3 separate regions of the Homo sapiens genome follow, and regions 1 and 2 are each linked to region 3. Evidence: chromatin loops called from intact Hi-C (ENCODE). Cell type or tissue: heart left ventricle. All regions are shown on one strand. Links, peaks and the distances in the headings refer to the core of each region. The heading gives the core; the rest is flanking DNA.

Region 1 (5,017 bases), core at 690-4,689, 480 kb after region 3:
ATCTTTCATACATCGGCTCCTCTCCATCTTTAGTGTAACTAACCTCATTCAAGCTCTCACATGGGATGTTCTGAAAGTCTCCTGATTATGTGCTTATGTCTGGGCTTGCCTGCTCCAACCCTCCACGTTCTACACATAGAACAGTGAGAGTGACTTCTAAACCAGGAGTCTGATCATGGTGCCCTTCAGCTTAAACCCTTTACTGGGCCCTCTGTTTGGACAATGGATACAGATTATGGTTCTTGGTGACCTATTCTTAGCTTCTGGCCTAGTTCTCTAGACCTGCACTGTCCACATGTGGCTCCTGAGCACTTGAAATTGTGCTAGTCCAAACCAAAGGATGCTATAAGTATGAAACACACACCAGATTTCAAAGAGATAGTAAAAAGAAAAAAGAGTCTAAAATATCTCGTTAATAATTTTTATATTGGTTATGCATTGAAATGAAAATATTTGCATATATAGAGCTAAAAGCATATTATTAAAATTATGTATTTTCTTTTTAACATCTTTTAGTGTGGCTACTAGAAAATTTTAAATTACATATGTGGCTTGCATTATGTTCTAGATGTTTTCCTCATCATACCTTTCTACCCTCCATCCTGCTAAACACCAGGCATGCTAAATGACTGACAGTTTCCTACAGTAATCCATAGTATCTAGAATTTTATACAGTCCCTTTTAAGTGAAAATTAAAATGGCCTTAACTATCACACCCCATCCCACCTGTGATGGTTTTAAGATATTATCCATAAATCCTTTTGATACTCCCCCCTTTCAAAAGGTAAACTTGAATACACCTCCCCCTAGTATGGACTAGACTTGGCAACTTGCTTCTAATGAACAGAATAAAGCAGAAGCATCAGTGTGTGTGCTCCAGGATTAGGTCATCAAAGGTGTTGGATCTTCTCTCTCTCGTGCTCTCTCTAGCTCTCTCTCACTCTCTCTTGCTCTCCCTCTCTCTCACTCTGGTCATTCGCTCTGAGTGAAGCCAGCTGTAGTATCATGAGGAGACCCAAGGTGTCCTGTAGAGAGATCCACATGGCAAGAAAGCAAGGCCTTCTCCTGCCAACAGCCATGTGAGTGAGCTATCTTGGAAGTGGATCCTCCAGCCCCAGTCAAGCCTTCAGATAATGGAAGCCCTAGCTAATATCTTCATGGAAACCTCATGAGAGACCCTGAGCCAAAAAGCTGCTCCCAAATTTCTGAACCACAAAAACTATTGTTTTAAGTAGCTGAGCTTTGGGATAATTTGTCACACAGCAATAGATTACTAATATACCATCCATACCCTATATCTTCCCCACCCCAACTTCCACCCAAGAACAGGAAGAGAGAAGAGAAGCTGCTAAGAACTCTAACTTAGTTTTGCCTACTTAGATGTCAAGATTTGATTCAAAGTCATCTCCTTTATGAAGCCTTTCATCAGAAACCCCAACCAATTCCCATGTGTCCATAACATTTTTTTAAAATTTAGAAATATTTTAATACATTTTGAACTTTGTGTCTTAACTAAACACATATTTTCTGTTTTGAACTTTCCAAAAATGTTTTTTTCTGAATATAAAAGTGATAAATACACATGGCAGAAGCTTTGGAATAATCTAAAAAGAAGAGAATTTAAATAATCTGAAGTGCAACCCCACTGAGGAAAACACTGTTGATATTGTTCATGTCCCTCTTTGCATACATTTTGTATAGATAAGAATATATTTCATATACAGTTTTGCATTCCTCTTTTCTCATGCAATGACCTCACCTCTCAGTTCCTTGACTAGTCCTGACTTGACTAGTCAGTACTACTCAGTTCTCAGACAGAACTACTCAGTTCCTTGACTAGTACTGACTTGACTAGTACTGAACTTGACTAGTACTGACTCCTGGGTCAAACTCTAGTCTATACCCTTACTACTCAAAATGTGGTCCATGGACCAGCTGCACTGACATCATCAGACAACTTGTTAGAAATGCAAAATTTCAGATCCCATCATGGTCTAAACTCAGGACATTTGCACTTGCTGTTCCCTTTGCCCGCAAGGCTGGTCCTCTAGTTATTTGCATGACTCCCACCCTCACTGCATTCTGGTCTCTGCTCAAATGTCACCTGCAGAGAAAAGCCATTCTTGGTCACCCTAACTAAAATTGCATTCCTGTCACACTCTATCCCCATACCCTGCTTTATGTTCTTCATAGCATTTGTCATCACTTGACATTATTTTATGTGTATTCATTTGTTTATTTTCTTCCACAAATATTTGTGGAACACCCACTATGTATCAGACACTGTTCTAACTTCTGGGAATATAGAAGGGAACAAAATAAGGTCCTTATATCCCCCACTGTAATATAGGCATGCTTATACAACTACAAATTGCTAGTTATTATTTCATGTTTTTTAATTTATTCATTCCTTCAAGAGACCTAATCCCCACCATCAACAGAAGGCTCCTTGCCATATCCCATGACTTAAATGCACCCTGAACATTCCCCCTTCTCTTTTAGAGAGAACTTTTCAATGTGCTTTTGTGCTGTGCTAAGTTTAACTTCTTTTCAGTCCTAATGAATTGCCCCAGTACAGCTTCCCTGCAGTGGAAATTTCCCTTATTTGATATAAGTCTCCCACTGCATAGCTGGTGTTTATCTTATTCCTATGCAATTTATCTAAACCTAAAGGATCCCCCAAAGTGAGACCAAAAAAAAAAAGTGTTATCATCACCATCACCATTAGCAGCAGCAACAGCAGCAGCAAGATCAGGCCTGAGAAATTTTTCAAAGGGTAAAATTGTCCCCCCATCTTTTCCTTTACCTTTGCCGTGGTTTGAATGTTTGTCCCCTCCAGACCCATGTTGAAATTTAATTGCCATTGTAGTAGTATTAACAGGTGGGATATTTAAGAGGTGATTAGACCATGAGGGCTCCACCCTCATGGGCAGGATTGGTGCCATTATAAAGGGCTAATTTGACTCCTCTTGATCTCTCTTTCCCTTCTGCCTTCTGCCATAAGATAAAGCAAGCAGGCCCTTGCCAGATGCTGGACCCTTGATCTTAAGCTTCCCAGTGTCAAGAAATGTGAGCTAATAAATTTCTGTTCATTATAAATTACCCAGTCTCTGATATTCTGTTACAGAATAACAGAAAATTAAAATGCTCTTTAACTATCACACCCCATCCCACCTGTGATGGTTTTAAGATATTATCCATAAATCAAAAGGATTTATGGATAATAATCAAAAGGATTTATGGATAATAATCAAAAGGATTTATGGATAATATCTTAAAACCATCATAGGTGGGATGGGGTGTGATAGTTAGAATAACAGAATATCAAACAACAAAATGGACTAAGACTACCTTCTTCATACCCTGCTAAACATCTAGGTCCTACTCCTTGGAGGACTGGCTCTCAGCTAGTTATCATGTATTCTCTCCCAAGGTGGCAACCTGCACATCAATGGGAAGAGTTTGGAGGCTGCAAAGGGAAGGATCATTGATAGATTATTGTATGCTGGGCTTCATTTATCCTCACATAACCATTTCAATGTGTGAGGAAAACACAACCCTGGAAGGACACACTTTGTCCTTCATTTTACAGATGAGAAACTGAGACTCAGGGAGATTACACAACTGTCCCATGTCACTGTTGGTTTTCTGAAGTCAAAACTCTGCCTTGCAAGTCTCTTGGGCCTCAAAAATTCAAAGGAGCACAATTCTAATGGTGGATTAATAAGGCCCATGATGGGAGGAATATGTTGTTGTTGTTTTTAACAGGGGTAGAGGTGGAAGAGGGTGATGAGCGTGAGGGTGAGAAGGAAAGATCTATGTGGCAAAATCTTTCAATTATAGGATCACCAAAATAAAGAGCTAGAGGGGATCACAGATAGTATCTGCACCAACTCCTTTCATTTTGTGGGAGTGGAACATTATGGTCCAAAGTGGATGAATTCTATTCATTTATATCTAAACAATAGAGAATGTACAATCCAGAAAAAAGCAACATTCTTGGTTATATTTATAGGAACCAAGTTTTCTAATGATCTCACTTGGGATGGGAGAAGAGATGACCAATTTTTCACCCAATATTCAAAACCACAGCATCCCCATCTGTGGTCATCAACAGAAGTACAATCCACAATAATTGTATAATTATGTGAGAGGAATTACCATTTCTAAGTAGAGTTTCCAAATTTAGCAGTGTTTACATGCCTTCATTTCCCCAAAAAATGTTGAATAAATAAATGCATAGGTTTGGCATAGGAAAGGATGTGTAATCAAATAATAAGTAAACTTATCAGGCAGATATATTTTGTTTATAAATCCTTATTTTGATTTCTCAGAACTCTAAGGCAAGGGATCAAAATATAAGGGATCTTGTAGCATAAGCATGCTTACAAAAGAAAATCGCATGGGATGGTGATTTGTCTCACAGCCTGAGGTACATGAAGCTCTGCTTTCTGTACAAAGTGGACAGGGCAGAAAAGCAGCTGGTCCTTGCCCTGCCACTGGAATGGCAGGAATTGGATGGGGTGGGTAGTAGTCCATTTATGAATATTTGAATGCAATCAAATAAGACTTCTATTGAGCTTCTACTCTGTATCAAATACTGCATTATCATTAGGTGGGATGTAAGCTGATAGATAAGATAAAATGTACCCTCAGAAAATTAAATAGGTCTTGTGAGTATCAATATGAATTTTAATGACAATTAACACCTTCTGTTTGTGAATGTAACTGGATAATTTTTGATATATTAACTGATATATTTTCCCTTTTCAGTAATTCTTGTTCCCTGTGAACTTTTTCCCATACAGGCTTTCTTGGCACACTGCCTCAGGAACAGGATTATGCTACAGAACAAAAAGAGCAAATTCTTGGCTTTTGAATTCCAAAATCTAAAATCTTGGCAAAAACAATATGTTTAGAAGGAAAATTGATCTGGAAATGGTCGGCATCAGTTTTTCCTACCCCTAAGACAAAATAAACCTAGGGGAAAAAACCTGTTGGGGATAAAAAGTAGCAA
Region 2 (5,017 bases), core at 690-4,689, 52 kb before region 3:
TCAGGAATTTGAGGCCAGCCTGACCAACATGGTGAAACCCCATCTCTACTAAAAACACAAAAACTAGCTGGGCGTGGTGGCGGGCACCTGTAGTCCCAGCTATTTGGGAGGCTAAGGCAGGAGAATCGCTTGAACCTGGGAGGCAGAGATTGCAGTGAGCCAAGATCGCACCATTGCACTGCAGCCTGGGTGACAGAGTGAGACTCTATCTCAAAAAAAAAAAAAAAAAAAAAAACAACAACAACAAACTGCCACACAATGAAGTCTTCAGGCCTGTGGAAGCAGGTGGGGCTGCTCACTCCCATGCCAACTGGCCCCAGATTGCTTGCTCCCTTAGAATGGGATTCACCCCTTAGCATGTTTTGGTTTCCTCCATCATCAGATTGCTAACTCCCACCCCTACCGCTTGCAGAGTGTCTGAGTCCAGTGTCATCTCTAGGCTTGTTTTACTTGCTGCACAAAACCTCTCCTGAGCAGAGAAGCTGGGTAACCAGTCTTCCTGACATAAGGAGTGTGTACTTGCCAGTCATCCCATGGGCAGCCTCCCTGGTGACACTGCCCAAGCAGATGCCATCCCTAGCCTTGGCCCAGAACACTCAGGAGACATGCTCTGAGTCACACACTGGAGAGCTAGAAAGAACTTAAAGGTGCCTGGCCACTGGGGATTTATTTTTTAATCTGGGGAACAAGACACATACAAATGTATCCACACAATGCCATAAATATCAGATGATGCTCTCCACAGATCCCCAACTCACGAGGCTCTGAGAGGTAACTTACAAATGGACCCAAGTATTCAGGTGGAGAGGAAAGGTAGGGCTCATGGAGTTTTCCTGAAGGTTTTATTAGGAAAGGAAAGTGGACATCTCCAGTGTATATATGTACATATACACTGTTGTTTGACAGCGCACAAATTGCTGGGCTTTGGTTTCCTGGGGATAATCACGGTCTCCATCCCATAGGGTTATGGTCAGGATTAAATGGAAAAAAATATAGTGTCTGGCAAGTAGTCAATAAATGTTAGCTAATGCTACTATTACTACTACTGCTACTATTATTGTAATTGTTGTTATTATAAACTCTGTGTTTGTTCAGTCCCCCTGGCAGGGGAATAGGGACCTCCTCCCTTAGTGGCTGTCAGGTGAGTAAGGACTATGACCATAAGCTGTCATCTGATAGGTGTCAGGGAACTCTTCCTCCCACCTCAGCCTTGCACTCCAGACAGGCCAGAAACCGATGTACATGAATAAAACTTCTACGGCAGAAACCGAAGTCCCTCTACTACCTGTGACTAAATGAGGCCTCAAATCAAAGCAAAGTCTCAGCCAGCCAATGTGGAGTTTAGAGGGTGCTTCATCCATGAGGAAGAACGTGGAAGGAATGGCAGACAGATACACACACACACACACACACGTGCACACAACACACATACACACGTGTGCACACACAAGCACACACACGTGCACACATGCACACACATGCATACATGAAAGGTGGTGTTCTCATTGTCTTCAATTTGGTAAATGAGTTTCTGGGTTATGTAGTAGAAGGACCATTTCAAACCACAGTAAAGGCTCCCCAACCCCACCTTTTGAGGGACAAATACAATATAAACCTTCTTTGTAAACACAGGACTCTGCAACTTTCATTTCCCAAGCATTGGCTACTCTGAAATTATTATCATTACTAAACAAAGGAGCAAGAAAACAGCATTAGCTGCTTTGCAGATATTATTTTACGTACTATTTATATCAGTCCTGCAAGGCAAAGAGTGAAGCCCTAATGCTTGCGGGGGAAGCTCAGAGAAGCGCAAGCCCACAGGGCTGCTCCTTGCCTTTGTTACAACTGCAGTGATTTGGTAACTAAATTCAAATTCAATTCAGCTTCATTTTTATTATCACCTGTTTCAGCAGCACTGAGAAGCAACTTCTTTGGTAACAAACTTTGAAATCAAAACACATTGAAAGTAAGATATGGCCATAAACCATATGGCCATCCAGTGCCGTTCTAAGAAAGGAGACCTGAGAATGGTGATTACCAGAGGCGATTACCTTGTGCAAAGGATAGTAGGCTTGGGGCAAGGATGAAGAGGGGATGGTTAAGAAGGAATACATTCTAGTGTTCAACAGCACAGTAGGGTGACTAGAGTTAGTAGTAATATATTGTATATTTCAAAGTAGTGAGAAGATTTGAAATGTTTCCAACACAAAGAAATGATAACTCTTGGGTATGATACATATACTAAGTACCCTGATTTGACCATTACACACTGTATGCATGTATCAAAATACCACATGTACCCTATAAATACGTACAATTACTATATGCCATTTTAAAAATAAATAAGTAAATAAAAATAAAGGGGATTTGAGAGAATTGTCATTGGAGGGGCCCCATCTCAGCATCACAGGGGACCCCATCTGCACACTGGCCCTACTGGGCAGGACAGGGAGCCTGCTTCTGTAGCATGACTTCATGTCTCATTTAATTTTTAAAGAACTGTGCCAAAAAGAGAACCTGAAGACCTTCAGCTGTCAGAAAGCAGGAAGTGGGAGCCGGGTTTGGGAGATACACAGCAATTCTTCGCAGAAGTATGCCCTTCCCCCTTAAAGGAACCCCAAATGGAAGTCTTTGTCAGGATGCGTTACTCAATTAGAACTGGAGGATCTTAGTCACAATCCCACCCTTGTGCAAAGGACACACTGAAAGCTGCAGAGAGCAAGATCCCTAGGAGGCCCTCGAAAGCTGGGAGAACAGAAACTCCTAGTGATGGTGACAAAGAAGGCTTGTTTGAAAGAACCATGAGTGCCTTCGGGTGCAGACTCAAAAAACCCCAAGGAACCTTTGCCTACCAAAATTTTTCCGACCACACCCTACTCTGTGTAGAGGCTTCCACGTCTTCTTCAGTTATCTGTATTATTATCCTCCTGGAAGTGTAAGTTGATGTCAGTGCAGAACACACATTTCTAAGGTTCTAGTGTAAGGGGTTTTTGTTTGTTGAAGTGTGTCTATAAGAATTAGAAGTACTAAGGAAAGGACATCATCCTAATTTTAAATCCTGCTAGTTTAAAGAGCAACAGCTCAAAGAGTGACTTTAAGAAACTGTTCCTCCAATGTGCCTAACGTACTTTTCCTCCACAGGTTTAAAATAGACAAATAGTCTAGGCCAGGGGTCCCTAGTCCCCAAGCCATGGACCGCTACTGGTCCATGGCCTGTTAGGAATTAGGCCACACAGCATGAAGTGAGCGACAGGCGAGTGAGTGAAGCTGAGCTCTGCCTCCTGTCAGATCAGCGGCAGCATCAGATTCTCATAGGAGCACGAACACTACTGTGAACCGTGCATGTGAGGGATCTAGGTTGTGTGCTCCTTATGAGAATCCAATGCCTGATGATCTGTCAGTGTCTCCCACCATCCCCAGATGGGACCATCTTGTTGCAGGAAAACAAGCTCAAGGCTCCCACTGATTCTACATTATGGTGAATATGTAATAACAGAAATTAAGTGCACAATAAATGTAATGTGCTTGAATCATCCTGAAACCACCCCCACCCCGCCCCACCCAACTCCCCATCCATGGAAAAATTGTCTTCCACAAAACCAGTCCCTGGTGCCAGAAAGGTTGGGGACTGCTGGTCTAGGCCTTGCCATTCAGTGTCAGGTATGATTCATCATATATGTTTTTAGTATGTTTCTATAGACATGTATGCATTCAGCCCAATACACACATCCCTCAGACATGTAACAATCAGTGTGAACTGAGTATTCTCCCACTGGAGTAGACTAGATGAAAGTGACTGAGAGGAAGTGTTGAATCTGTTTCTCCATCTGTAAAATGGGGACAATAAAACCTAACTTGCAGAGTTGTGGGAATTAAGCATATACATGAAAGTGTTTAGCAAAGCTAGGCACATGGTAGGTGCTTAATAAATTATAGCTCTTACAATGATACTGAAAAATGAGACCAACTGGTCCAACAGAAAATAAAACTGTCTAGGTGAGAAATGGGGCCCACATCTCAATCAGTCAGTTCACATTCAGATCCTCAAAGAAGCCAAGTACCAAAGGGCCTCGGTGCTTCTCACTCTGTCCTGGCTGGCTTCTCCTGCTCCCATCTCTTTATTTTTATTTCTTCAGAGAGAGTCTTGCTCTGCCACCCAGGCTGGAGTGCAGTGGCATGATCTCAGCTCACTGCAACCTCCACCTCCCAGGTTCAAGCAATTTTCCTTCCTCAGCCTCCCAAGTAGCTGGGATTTCCCTGTAGTTGCCCTAGGGAGAAACAGTCTCTTCCCTTCTCAGTGGTCCTTCCATCGCACCATCATGTTGTATAGAATTTTAGGCAAAATGTTTGCCTCCCTTACTGAGGGGGAAAACATGTTTCTTGTCCATCTTTGTATTTTGGGTACCTAATGGAGTCCTCGTGTGGCCCATATCCAAGGGTTGTGAACACTCTGGCTTTGGAGGGAAGCAGTGCTGGGGTGTGGGGGTAGCAGGGTGGAGGCTGTTAAATGGTATTACACAGAAAGTGTCCTGGTACTTTAGTAAGGGAAGAAAACCATCAACGTTTTGCACATCATAATGGAAGATGCAGCCTTTTTAAACAACACAACTGATAATAAGTTTTGAGCAAAACTATGCACACAGAATAGGGCATAGGCCCTGTTACATGAATAGCTTGGAACTTAGGAGAGGGGCAACAGGACTGCAAAGAGAGGCAACCAAAGTTGATACTAGAATCCCACTGTCCATTATTCATTATTTGTATTTATTTAAGTACAGTTGTCTCTGCTTATCCATGGGGGATTTGTTCCAAAATCACCAGTGGATGCCTGAAACCTCAGAGAGTACTGAACTCTACATATACTATATTTTTCCTACACATACGTACCTAACTATATAAATTAGGCTCACACCTGTAAGCCCAGCACTTTGGGAGGCCGAGGTGGGTGGATCACTTGAGGTCAAGAGTTCGAGACCAGCCTGACCAACATGGTGAAACCCCATCTCTACTAAAAATA
Region 3 (5,017 bases), core at 583-4,582:
TGAGGTGAGAACAACAAGTTCATATATATGGCGCGCTCTGGACTGTGCTGAACACGGCAGCTGTCCGACATGTGTCACTACTCTTCTTTAGGCTCTGAATTGAAGCGTGTCACTTGGTTTCTTCATGCCTTAATGTCTCCAACCTGCAAAATCGAGGCAGCAAACCAAAAGGGCAGCAGATGGCCCAGTTTACTGTGGCGGGGAAAGAGTCATTTCCTGTTGAGCAGGGCACTTCTACTACTCCCTGGCACATGCAGCCAACCTGGGGGCAGGTACGGCAGAACGTGGGGCTCCTCCCAGTGCCAGTATAGCAGCTGGCCTGGGCACCTCGACTCCTATCGGGAAGTACCCTTCCCTACTTTGCTGGGGGATCTTCTTTTGAGACCTTCCTCAAAAGCATTCATAACCCTAATCCACAATTTTAAACAACGTACAACAAAAGTTGGAAGTTCTCACCCCCATCCTCCCCTAAGCTTCCCCTCCCCTTTTAATATATTATCTCTTTCATTCCATCCATTAAATGTCCTCTCCTTATTTTTATACTCAAAAATCAACATTAAACAGAAAATTTACATACACAGATTGGTTAAAATATTTACTTGTAGATTTATAAATAGTCTGCAGTCCCAAGGACAATTGGCCATGTAATCTATTGAACAACAGTGATCTGTATAAGTTTGGTCACAATGGAAAACTACAGATCCTGTAAAGGTTTAATATGCAGGACTTTAATAATGTGTAATTTCACACATGCAGGGCCTTTTACATGCCTGTGGACTTTGAGAATTCAGAGGAAACTGACTTCGTGAGAGAAATATGGTACTTGGCTTGTTTATAATTCCAATGCCAATCCACTTTACAGGGGGACACCCCAAATAATTTTCCAGTTGAAGGTAATAAAGTCATACTACAAACTGAAAGCAATCATAGGAACTGGAATGAATGTGATGACCTTTCTGGAGAAGCACCAGTGTTCAGAAAAGAGGTGCATGGTGAGGTCTAGAGAACCAGGGCTCTGAAGGTGGCCAGATCTTTAAAAGCTAGACTCTGCCACTTAATGTTTCTAAAGTCTGTAAGTAACTTAAACTCTTAGAGCCTTAGTTTCTTAATCTGTAGACTGAAGATAACAGAATTTCTCTCATAAAACACTATTATTATATCAAATGAGATTAAGTAAGATAGTGCAAGTACCTGGAACATGGTGGATATTCAATAATTCTTAGATACTATTAATTATCCTCATGAATAATATCAGAATACAATATTGTTCTGTTCTAAATTTATTATGTGTGTGCATATGTGTGTGCACACACTTCTGAAAAGTAACCAGGTCAACCTCAGAGTCTTGTCCTGAAATACTTTTTTGTTCTAACATCATGAGGTTTGACAGCAAGGATGGCACTTTTAAGGGTAGTCTAGTCTAGCCCTTCATTTTACATCAGTGGTAACTAACGTCTAGAGAGAGTAAAGGACTTGATGAAGTTCATACTGTTAGTGGCATAATTAAAGCCTATCCTTTGATCCAGGTCTCCTTCCTTTCTACTGTGGAACTTCTGTAGGTAGCAGAACGAAAACAGGTGAATTTTCAAACCTCACCTTCTAATTCTGGACTGTGTGCCGTGTAAGCAGCAGGTGAAACATGGCAGAGGTGACTCGCTGTGTCCTGTGATAGCTGAATTAGAAAAGACCCCAGCTAAGGTTTCCAGAGATCCCTAGTGCTAGCAATTCCTGAGCCTCTGGTTCATTCTACATATAACTGGCTTTCTTGGGTTTGCTAAGAAATGCAACTCTTCACTCTCTCAGCTTTCCAATTTACAGAATGTTATAGTATTATTGTCTCCTGTTCTCTTAGCCTTAGAGAATTATTATTATTAGGCCAGGTGTGGTGGCTCACACCTGTAATCCCAGCACTTTGGGAGGCTGAGGCTGGATCACTTGAGGTCAGGAGTTCAAGACCAGCCTGGCCAACATGGTGAAACCTGGTCTCTACTAAAAATACAAAAATCAGCCGGGCATGGTGGTGCATTCCTGTAGTCCCAACTACTTGGGAGGCTGAGGCAGGAGATCACTTGAACCTGGGAGGCGCAGGTTGCAGTGAGCTGAGATCACGCCATTGCTCTCCAGCCTGGGCATCAGAGCAAGACTTTGTCTCAAAATAAATAAATAAGTAAATAAGGAGAATTATTATTATTATTCTGTAAGACCAACAGCTGTGTTCTATCTCTTCTACCTAGTCCAGTCTAGGTATTTTGCATATATATTCTAACTCTAGAGTAGTAAGCAGTAGTTGTTATTATTACTTCTAGTTAGAAATGAGGAAACCAAGTTTCAGCAATTTGCCTAAGGTCTCTCAGAGGGTTTGAATTCAGGTATCTCCAATGTCAGAGCGCAGGCTGTAGATCCTGACCTCATTCAAGCATCCACGGTGAAATAATGCTAACAATGACTGTTGATCACCTCTGAGAATTCACTTTGTGCATAGTAACCACAACAGCCTTACGATATAAGTACTATTAGCATTTCTTGATTTTATAGAGGAGGAAACTAGGTCACAGAGTGGTTAAACTGCTCAAGAGCCCAAACCCCTGAGACTGTGTTCCTAAAATTCACCAGACAGTTAAATATTCTCTGTCCACCTTGTGGATTTCCACAATCTTCTTTAAGAACTTCCCCCAACCTTGTATTTTCTTTCCTAGATGGCTTGTTCCAAAAGAAAACAGAAATCTCCTCGAACCAGCCAACCAAAGCAGCGACAATGGATAGAGGATAGCCAGAGTTCAAGTAAAATCATTTTGAAAATATTTTCACAAGAAATCATTTTGCTAGATTACACTATTCTCTGCTTATAATTACCTTCAGACATTCAATTCAGGAATAATGTCAAGAAGGTGCCCATGTAACTAGACATGTAAAAAATGATAACTAGAATTTGCTTTCTAGTCTGACGGCCTGAAATTATGTATGCTAGGGGGAGCTGTTGAACAATTTTAAGGTTTTTATCCATTTGGTATTTTTAGAGTTGCATGTGGTAGTGCTTTGGGGTAGGATGAGCTTGTAATTTTTAATTAAAACCCATTTAACCTCAGCTTGGTAACTTTTAACCAACACAATGTTTTGCTGCAGAAGACATTTTAAAATAAGTTGTATTCATTACATGTGCAGTTAATTTTTATTCATGCAGAAGCATTTATCACCCATTGTTTTTTCTCCTATCACATTTAAGAACTTGATTAAAAGATAACACAACATAGGTGTTAAACCTAAAGAAAGAGGCAGTGTCTCTAGAGCATTATTGATGATGGTAAGATGTGCATCTCATAGTAGTTAACAGAATCTCTAATATAGAGGAAGCAAAGAACCAAAACCTTGGCAATCAGGAAATCTTAGCTCTAACTCTCTTGCTCCACAATTCAGCTAAATGACCTAAGTACTTGTTAATAAATCATGATGCAGAAAATACACAGGACTAGGAAGGTTAGAAAGCAGAGCACCACTTATGCTGAACTGACACAACTTTGGTCATGTAGGCTCAGTCAAAAATAGAAAATGTGATGTAAACATAAAAGGTCACACAATAGGCAGAACTACCCCAAAGTCTATATAATTAGGAATTAAGCACACGTGCAAATATATATCCTTCTCTGAACTTTCATTAGTGGTCTACAAAATTACTTGTTGTAGAACAGTGCCTACATCTACACAAAATAATTTTAGTAGTAAATGCTTAAATTTTTTGAATGAATAAAGATGATCAAGTCCAGCAGTTACAAGTTTGCAGCACTTTTAATACTTGCTTCTTAAAAGAAAATGAAGAAGAATCATTCGTGTGTGCTGAAAGGCGCTGTGTAGACAAATGACAATTTACCAAGATATCACTATGTTGCCTTAATTATTCCCTCGATGCTTCATACATTGCTTCTCCCGTATGGGGTGAATGACTTGAAGTAGGAGGCAATGTCTTTACACGCTGCTCAGATATTTCATGCAGCTGCTAGGGCTGTGCCAGGCAAAAGGAACTCAGTGAACACTTGTTGACTGATAAACTGTGCAGATGAAAATGTGAGCTACTTCCTATGTAGTTTATCCAAGTTTATGGGAACATTCCTGTGGTACGGGGAGAGATATTGCTATATAACTGCTGTTTAAAAGGTGGAGTGAACAACCTAACACCATTTGTTATAATTTACTCTTTGAAAATTACTAAGTCAAATATAATTTTTTTCTTTCCATTCTCAAGTCCAGGAAAATTGTTGCTTATGATTAGAAGATCTGACAGCTGCTGGAACACTGGGGCAAAGGGGTTTTCCTGCTTTCCATGAAAATATGTGAGTTACTCCATGTACTAGTTTTCTAGAACCATTTAGTTTGTTCTTAGAAATAGCTTACAGCAGCATCCACAACACATAGGTCCTTTTGCAGTTGGCAACAATGAAACTACTATTCTGGTACACGGGCTAAAAAAAGAAAACCTAAAAAAGGCCTTTTGGTGGGTGAAAAATGATCTTAGATAATTTTAAAAAAGAAAGAAAGAAAACTGGGGGTGGGGGGAAGTGCCCAAAGGAACATGTTTTTAAAAACCCCACTTTGGGAGGCCAAGGTGGGCGGATCATGATGTCAGGAGTTCGAGACCAGCCTGGCCAAGAGACTAGCCTGGCCAATATGGTGAAACCCCGTCTCTACTAAAAATACAAAAATTAGCCAGGCATGGTGGTGGGCGCCTGTAATCCCGCCTACTTGGGAGGCTGAGGCAGGAGAATTACTTGATCCCGGAAGGTGTAGTTTGCAGTGAGCCGAAGATCACACCATCGCATTCCAGCCTGGGCAACAGAGCCAGACTCTGACTCAAAACAAACAAACAAACAAACAACCCTAGAAACATACCTGTTCAACAAAGTCAGACTTTTGGAATCAAAAGTTGCTTTTCAGGGAGCAACTTAAAAAGATTTAGGAGAGAAAACACTTTGAGAGGTACTGGGGCTAAGGCACATGATCTGAGTATGTCCTTTGATTCAAATCT

What was found. A loop is a pair of places that touch in the nucleus more often than their neighbours do. Peaks named below come from ENCODE experiments on the same cell type or tissue, not always from the same donor. Only the 100,000 strongest peaks of a DNase experiment are listed, where the experiment ranks them.
Region 1: it touches region 3 in a loop (2.8-fold over the local background); 56 of 110 quality-filtered maps call a loop at or near these places.
Region 2: a loop joins it to region 3, with 2.2 times the contacts of the local background. A loop is called at or near these places in 2 of 110 quality-filtered maps.

Annotation. Positions count from the first base shown.
Region 1 is chr1:184,082,677-184,087,693 of GRCh38, reverse strand. It overlaps a transcript of TSEN15 not described here. Among named protein-coding and RNA genes, the nearest start is that of TSEN15, 33 kb to the right of the region's middle. In heart left ventricle, for the core only: no CTCF peak of the experiment used is centred there; no DNase peak of the experiment used is centred there.
Region 2 is chr1:184,613,123-184,618,139 of GRCh38, reverse strand. All of the region lies in intron 5 of C1orf21 (chromosome 1 open reading frame 21), which reads right to left. The region is part of intron 2 of LOC107985236 (a long non-coding RNA gene); the gene reads left to right. Among named protein-coding and RNA genes, the nearest start is that of EDEM3, 140 kb to the left of the region's middle. In heart left ventricle, for the core only: no CTCF peak of the experiment used is centred there; no DNase peak of the experiment used is centred there.
Region 3 is chr1:184,561,462-184,566,478 of GRCh38, reverse strand. All of the region lies in intron 3 of C1orf21 (chromosome 1 open reading frame 21), which reads right to left. Among named protein-coding and RNA genes, the nearest start is that of C1orf21, 180 kb to the right of the region's middle. In heart left ventricle, for the core only: CTCF peaks have their summits at 2,772 and 2,972; no DNase peak of the experiment used is centred there; H3K27ac peaks cover 1,547 bases.